Regions from separate parts of the Homo sapiens genome. Here region 2 is linked to region 1. A link is an interaction called in ENCODE POLR2A ChIA-PET data of the cell type or tissue named here. Cell type or tissue: OCI-LY7. All regions are shown on one strand. Region 1 overlaps RAB40B (RAB40B, member RAS oncogene family). Region 2 overlaps FOXK2 (forkhead box K2).

The links. ChIA-PET counts read pairs that join two places held together with the same protein. Peaks named below come from ENCODE experiments on the same cell type or tissue, not always from the same donor. Only the 100,000 strongest peaks of a DNase experiment are listed, where the experiment ranks them.
Region 2: POLR2A ChIA-PET joins it to region 1 with 5 read pairs; 3 of 35 experiments call an interaction of 5 or more read pairs at or near these places.

Annotation. Positions count from the first base shown.
Region 1 is chr17:82,676,851-82,680,850 of GRCh38, reverse strand. The region is part of intron 1 of RAB40B (RAB40B, member RAS oncogene family); the gene reads left to right. Among named protein-coding and RNA genes, the nearest start is that of MIR4525, 11 kb to the right of the region's middle. RefSeq lists enhancers at 91-615, 616-1,141. In OCI-LY7, CTCF peaks have their summits at 1,126, 2,825 and 3,034; DNase peaks (open chromatin) are centred at 1,641, 2,160 and 3,070; H3K4me3 peaks cover 1,909 bases; H3K27ac peaks cover 3,460 bases.
Region 2 is chr17:82,583,371-82,587,370 of GRCh38, reverse strand. It overlaps FOXK2 (forkhead box K2), which reads right to left. Exons shown (of 9, transcript NM_004514.4): 6 at 3,183-3,358; 7 at 1,171-1,467; 8 at 99-308. It overlaps FOXK2-AS1 (FOXK2 antisense RNA 1), which reads left to right. Exons shown (of 3, transcript XR_001753132.3): 2 at 1-141. Among named protein-coding and RNA genes, the nearest start is that of FOXK2-AS1, 3.1 kb to the left of the region's middle. In OCI-LY7, no CTCF peak of the experiment used is centred here; no DNase peak of the experiment used is centred here.

The DNA of each region.
Region 1 (4,000 bases):
ACCATGTTATCCAGGCTGGTCTCAAACCCCTGACCTTGTGATGCAACTGCCTCAGCCTTCCAAAGTGCTGGGATTAAAGGCGTGAGCCACCGTGCCTGGCCCAGAAATTATATTTTAGAATTAAAACATTTGTATCAATACTTCATATGAAAAATGTTAAAATTACATATATCATTATAGGTATTACTACTAGGTAGAAAGAAAATCATATATATACATAAACAGTGAAATGAACTACACTGAAATATTAATCGTAGTTGTCCATGGGTGATAAGATTGTAGTGGTAAATATTTAGTACCAAGCATGAATGACTTGATTTTAAATAAGCTTTTTCATATGCGATATTTTTTTTAACTTCAGAAGCAAAGAGTGTCAGGCAGCCTTGGTGGGGTGGCCTCCTGGAACCCTCCAGCCTCCAGCCAGGACTTTGAGTTGAGAAGCTCACACACGTGGGGGAACTGCCGTCCCGTCCCCCGAGCGGCCCCGCCCAGAGCCCACACCCCTCTTTGGCAGGTCGTGGCCAAGGTGGGTGGGGCTCCTGCCTGCGACCCAGGGCCAGGGCAGGACTGGATCCTATGGCCACTCCCCTGGGTGTATGGGAACCTAGGAGAGACCCAGGCCCCAGTGTGGGGTCCAAGGCTGCATGAGACCTCCGTGACAGAGGTCACCCCACCCTGAGAGCCCGGGCCCGCCTGAGTTGAGCCCTCGAACCCTGCCAGGCCTCCGGTCTGAGCAGGACGGGCCAGCCCGAGGACAGCTGCCCCCTTCTCAGGCCCTGGGAGTTGTGGTCACAAGATGTCCAGCCCCACAACCAGCCTCAGGGAATCCACCACTCTGATGGGTTGTGAGGGGAGCTCTGGGATCTGGCCCCTCTGTCCCTCCCACAGCCACTGTGGCTGCCTTGATCCCCCTTCCCCAAGACGATGTCTCTTCGTGAGCCTCCCACGACTGCGTTCACCCCGCAGCCTGCTCGGGCAGCAGCTGCCACGCTCCAGGACACTGCTTCTGGGCCGTGTTCCTTCGTGTTTCCAGGTGTCCTGTGGTGGTGACAGCTCAGTGGAAGCTGGCCCCTGCCCTGTGCTTGGTGGAGGCTGCCCCCTGCCCTGTGCTCGGTGACCTGCAGGTGCTTAGTGACTGGGCGGGGCAGCAGTGGCCGCACAGGGTTGGCGTGGCCTCTGCAGCACTTGTCCAGCCTGATGCTGGTCCCAGGCCTCACCTTTTGGGAGTTTAGTGTCCTAAGACAAAGGTGATTTAAATAAATAAGGCTTGTGGCGGCCGGGCGCAGTGGCTCCCACCTGTGATCCCAGCACTTTGGGAGGCCAAGGCGGATCACAAGATCAGGAGATCGAGACCATCCTGGCTAACACAGTGAAACCCTGTCTCTACTAAAAATACAAAAAATTAGCTGGGCGTGGTGGCAGGCACCTGTAGTCCCAGCTACTCGGGAGGCTGAGGCAGGAGAATGGCGTGAACCCAGGAGGCGGAGCTTGCAGTGAGCCGAGATTGCGCCACTGCACTCCAGCCTGGGCGACAGAGCAAGACTCCATCTCAAAAAATAAAATAAAATAAAATAATAATAATAATAATAATAAGGCTTGTGGTGTCCTTCAGGCTACCGGAGAAGGTGGTTGCTGGTGGGCGCGAGCTGCTCCTGACTGTTCAGAAAGGGAGCTGCTCAGTGGTTCACGCCTGTCATCCCAGCACTTTGGGAGGCCGAGGCAGGTGGATCACGAGGTCAGGAGATCGAGACTATCCTGGCTAACACGGTGAAACCCCGTCTCTACTAAAAATACAAAAAAATTAGCCAGGCGTGGTGGCAGGTGCCTGTAGTCCCAGCTACCTGGGAGGCTGAGGCAGGAGAATGGTGTGAACCTGGGAGGCGGAGCTTGCAGTGAGCCGAGATGGCGCCACTGCACTCCAGCCTGGGCGACAGAGCGAGACTCCGTCTCAAAAAAAAAAAAAAAAAAAAACGCAGAAAGGGAGCTGCTTTCACAAAAACCACACACTTAAAGTCAGATGTGAGCATTTTACGGTGCAGGTGTAAAGCGGCGTTGAATCACCACCACACTGCAGCGTCAGCACCGGCCACTTCCAGGAGCCCTGTGCTGTCCAGTGGCCATTCGCCCTGCCCCTCCCCTCTGCCCCGGGGACCGCCAGTCTGCTTTTTGGCTTTCCGGTGTTTTAACTCAACATAAGACAGATTTCTCAAAAGCTGGGCTGAGAGATGAATACGTCTGTACATTGTATTGAATCAATATTTGCACCATCAACAGATCCTCGCTTGTGAAGGCGGTTATGCCACTTACTAAAATAGAATTAAGCAGGTGGTAGATGACTTAAAACAGATTCCTAAAATATTTACTCATTATGCAGCTCCAAGTGTAGAGAATGGTGTGGCATTTGACTTCTCCCTTTTTTGTTCTTGTTTTTTAGAAGGTTAAAATTATCTTTTTGTCCCTGTTTTCTGACTCACTCAGTGAACATTCTGACGGGCTTTGTTCTAGAAGCTTTGTATATCTTTATTATATTTTGATGGACAGAGTACATGGTAAGTTAATCAGCTAAGTGCAGTGAGCTTGAATTGTATTATCCTAACGCTAACACTGCTGATGTCAAAAATGTTTCTTAGTTTCTCGTGGACCAAAACGTAAGGTAACACAGAGAAGGAGAAACGGTAAATAACGAAAGAGCAAACACACAGATGGGAGATAAGGTAAAAAACAAAAACAAAAACAAAAAAAACTGCAAAGACTGAAACAAAATGGCTCCATCAATGGGCTTATGAAAAGAAGAGTCTTCTCACAAATTGAATTTGAACATAGCTATGAAAGGATATGGTTTGAGGATTTCTCTAGGCAGACATGGCTGCGTTAGAGGGTTTATCTTTGGAACAGCATTGATTTTAGAGAAAAAAAGAGAGACTTGAAATGAGTTTGGTCGCTGCTCGCTGGGCCCAGTGTCCAGACGTTCTGGGCTGTGGCTGAGGGATGGAGAAGAGGCCCCGGGTCAGGTGCAGGGGTCGGGCAGGTGCAGCACCGCAGCATCACTGACGCCCTCATCTGGGGTCAGAGGGCCCCACATCCGGGGGTTCCAGCAGACTTCAAGTGTCCTGCGCAAAGAGGATGCGGGCTCTGTGTAGGGCCAGGCCACCTGTGCCTGGAAACCCCAAACGCTTGGGTGCTGGCCCTGGAGACGGGTGGTGGACGAGGATTGGAAGGTGGACACGGGAAGGCAGGGTTCCCACTGGGAAAGGCCGAGTCCACAGGGACAGAGACGCGGCGTCAGGGCTGATGGAGAGCCACAACACAGGCCGCCTCTGGGCCTCGGACCTGTGGCAAGGGGGACACATCAGGGAAGGGCCAGAGTGTGTTGAGCTGGCCGCTGCAGGATGGGCCACCTCCTGGAAGCAGCCCGGCTTGTAATGCTTTCTGCCCTGTTGGGACGGGAGAAACCAGTGATTGGTTTTAGCTCTTTCTGAGGGGAATCTCATTGTAATGAGCTTTTACGATGGGCTGAGAACCTGGGACTTGGAAGAAATTCAGCTTTTAGTTCAGGTATTAATTCAGAGATAGCTTGAACATTAATTGTTTAAATTAGTAGGCTGGCCGGGAGCGGTGGCTCACGCCTGTAATCCTAGCACTTTGGGAGGCCGAGGCAGGTGGATCACGAGGTCAGGGGTTCGAGACCAGCCTGACCAACATGGTGAAACCCCGTCTCTACTAAAAATACAAAAATTAGCTGGGCGTGGTGGCGGGCGCCTGTAATCCCAGCTACTCGGGAGGCTGAGGCAGGAGAATTGCTTGAACCCGGGAGGTGGAGCTTGCGGTGAGCCGAGATCGTGCCACTGCACTCCAGCCTGGACGACAGAGTGAGACTCCGTCTCAGAAAAAATAAATAAATAAATAAATAAATTAGTAGGCTACCGGCCGGGCGCGGTAGCTCACGCCTATAATCCCAGCACTTTGGGAGGCTGAGACAGGTGGATCACCTGAGGTCAGG
Region 2 (4,000 bases), 93 kb after region 1:
AGCTAAAATTGTTACAGTCAGAACCGAAACCACGAGTGAGAAGGGGCTCTGCTCCCAGTACCCACAGCCACGGGGAGCCACCGACCAGCATGTCTTACCATTGTTCACCTGGCCGTGGACCGCAGTGGGGACTGATGCCACGTGAGTGCCGTTTTGTGTTACAGTTTTTATTGGTAGCTGGTGTTGACCTAGAGGTGCCTGTTGTACTATGGTCACCGTCTGGACCGGGGTGGTCTGTGCCGTCTGAATGATCCGGCTGGCAGTGCCGAGCGTGGCGTGGCCAATGGCGGGAATAGGCTCTACTTTCACTGAAATTAAAGGAAAAGAAACGACATTAATATTACTGGAAAGCAAATAAAAATCTTGCCAGTTTAAAACATAATAACCAGATAGCTATCACACCTGCTAGAAAATGTCTCTAAAACAAACAGCAAATTAGAAAAAGATGAGCAAATCTTTTTTTTGTTTTTTGAGATGGAGTTTCGCTCGTTACCCAAGCTGGAGTCCAATGGCGCAATCTCAGCTCACTGCAACCTCCACCTTCCGGGTTCAAGTGATTCTCCCGCCTCAGCCTCCCGAGTAGCTGGGATTACAGGCACCCGCCACCATGCCCAGCTGATTTTGTATTTTTAGTAGAGACAGGGTTTCTCCGTGTTGGTCAGGCTGGTCTCCAACTCCTAACCTCAGGTGATCCGACCGTCTCAGCCCCCCATAGTGCTGGGATTACAGGTGTGAGCCACTGTACCTGGCCAAGGATGAGCAAATCTTATGGACTTCCCAGAGTGTGAGGCTGATGGGGCAGCCTCTCCTCCTTTCCCCTCCGCCTACCTTTGACCTCCCTGTGGTCTCCCCTCTCCTCCTTTCCCCCCCGGCCCACCTTTGACCTCCCTGTGGTCTCCCCTCTCCTCCTTTCCCCCCCCGGCCCACCTTTGACCTCCCTGTGGTCTCCCCTCTCCTCCTTTCCCCCCCGCCCACCTTTCACCTCCCTGTGGTCTCCCCTCTCCTCCTTTCCCCTCCGCCTACCTTTGACCTCCCTGTGGTCTCCCCTCTCCTCCTTTCCCCCCCGGCCCACCTTTGACCTCCCTGTGGTCTCCCCTCTCCTCCTTTCCCCCCCCGGCCCACCTTTCACCTCCCTGTGGTCTCCCCTCTCCTCCTTTCCCCTCCGCCTACCTTTGACTTCCCTGTGGTCTCCATTCTCCTGGGCCTCTGCCTTAGGAGGGGCCAGCACGGCTGCCGGGGTGACCACAGCTTGTCCAGAGACAGTGTACGTGTTCGCTGGGGCCAGTCCGGCCACACTGGTGACCGACACCGCTGGGATCTGGTGGACGACGTGAACCGTCTGCACGACGGGTGGCTGGGAGGTCGAGGTGGTCACTGGGGTGGCCACAGTGTAGGTGACAGGCTTGATGGCCTGTGGTAGCTGCCGCTGGACGGTGATTAAGACTGGCTGACTGGACAGAGGTGACCCTGGTGAAAGACACAGCAGGACTGACACTTACAGATACTGACTTCTACAAACAAAGGTTCTCACACTCAGCACTGACAAGCAACATACAAACTTTAATTTAAAATATAGGATATGGCCCTATTTCACCTCACAATAGTAAAGTTACTAATAATGAGGGAGGTGTAGTATTTTAAAAGGGGTATTTAATTCCTATCTCTAACTGCTAAAAATGCAATTTTGGCTCTATTTAGATATCTGGTAACCCCTCTTCCCACAGTTCTTTATAAAAAAGAAAATGTCAATACTCAATAAAAGAGGAAACTGGGCCGGGCGCAGTGGCTCACGCCTGTAATCCCAGCACTTTGGGAGGCTGAGGTGGGAGGAGTTTGAGATCAGCCTGGGCATAGGGAGACCCTGTCTCTACGACAAATATTAACCGGGCATGTTACTGTGCGCCTACAGCCCCAGCTATTTAGGAGACTGAGGAGGGCGGATTGCTTGAGCCTGGAAGGTGGAGACTGCAGTGAGCCAAGAACACGTCACTGTACTCCAGCATGAGTGACAGAGCAAGACCTTGTCTCAAGACAAACGAACAAAAAAAAAAAAAGAAGAAACTGCCCCTGTAGGCCAGAAAGACGAGGGCCACACTCACCTAGGATCAACATCTTCCTCCTGTAACGAGTGGAAGGGAAGCAGAAAGTTCAAAAACAGAGTGGGGCTGTCACAGAGCCTCTGGCACCCAGCCTCTGCCCTTTGTGGTTTGGGGGCTTAGAGCAGAGAGAGAGACACGGCTGTCAGGGGCCTCTGCCATGGTTTGGGGGCTTAGAGCAAAGAGAGGGAGACATGGCTGTCAGGGGCCACCGCCAGTGGGCAGGGGAGGGCTGTTCTCTGGCCCGGCAGGGCCAGGAATCCCAAATGACCCAATTCACTTTCTGTCAACTGTAACAGACAGTTTGGACACATTTCCACACTATGTTTGTTTGTTTAATTCCCCAGGGCACACATTTTTATTCCACATTATGACTAAGTAAACTGCAAACTGTTTTACCTATTCCTTAAAATGGACATGTTAGGCTGGGCGTGGTGGCTCACGCCTGTACGCCCAGCACTTTGGGAGGCCAAGGCAGGTGGATCATGAGGTCACGAGGTCAAGAGATTGAGACCATCCTGGCCAACATGGTGAAACCCTGTCTCTACTAAAAATACAAAAATTAGCAGCTGGGTGTGGTGGTGTGTGCCTGTAGTCCCAGCTACTCGGGAAGCTGAGGCAGGAGAATTCTTTGAACCTGGGAGGCAGAGGTTGCAACGAGCCAAGATTCCAGCCTGGTGACAAAGTGAGACTCTGTCTCAAAAAAAAAAAAAAAAAAAAAAAAAGGACATGTTTTTGCTTCCAGTGTCTAGTTTGTCTACTTCATGGGTTTTTGTTTTGTTTTGATTTTTTTGCGGGGGGTGGGGGTGCGGGGGCTGTTTCATGGATTTTTGAATGACAAACTAAGAAACAGGTTAATTCTAAGTTATTTCAGGCATCTACTCAGTGTCGTTTAAAGAACCTTCATTGATTTTTAAAAAACACTCCCAGTGCTATTAGTTTTCCAAGGCCTATAAAATCAGGTACTAGTATAAGGTACAGAGGGACAGGCAGGCCTCCAGTCCGGCTGTTTCTTCTCTGTGGAGCCCAGGCGTCCGCGTCTGGCTCACGCTGTTGGGGCCCTCGCTTCCTCTCCCGCTGTCTCACCTGGGGCGCTCTGGGCAAACCGGGCTTCCTGGATGACAGCGAGTTTGGGCTGTGCAGCGCCAGGCTCAGGCTCCAGGGGGGCCGGCGAACCTTCCCTCGACAGGCTCTCAGGGGTCTGGGCGCCACTAGAGTGAGCAGACAGCACTCCCGCGTGATTGGGAGAGGCTGGGGCACTCCTGTGTCACCGAGAAGAAGACATTGCATGGTTACAGCTGACGCACTCAGAAAGCACTTGCTGTTTTAATAAGTGCACTTTGCAAAGGGGGTGTCATTTGTCTCCTGACAACCAAGTACTGTTGTGTAAGTTCTACGTCTCTGCACGCCTACGCCTGTGAACTGAGCGGGACACTCGGGTAGACAGACTCAGCCTGTGTGGGACAGGGCCGTCACGGGCCCTCACCCACATACGCGGCACGGCTGTGGGGCGGAGCCAGCTGCCCTCTCTAAGCAGCTCCCGTGCACTGACGGTGGAGCCGGCAGCGAGCAGGTCCGTGGGCATTTAAGACTTACGTTACGCTCATTTTTTTTTTTGTTAAAAACAGTATTAGTGAAGCTAAAAATAAGTATTTAAACTCAGGCAAATTAACACTGTATAAGTCAACTCGAACTTAAGCAGCTAAAAAGTAGTGTATTTTTGTTTTGAGACGGAGTTTCGCTGTTTTGCCCAGGCTAGAACGAAGTGGCGCAATCTCGGCTCACTGCAATCTCTGCCTTTCCGGGTTCAAGCGATTCTCCTGCCTCAGGCTCCCGAGTAGCTGGGATTACAGGCGCGCGCCACCGCGCCCGGCTAATTTTTTTGTATTTTTAGTAGAGACGGG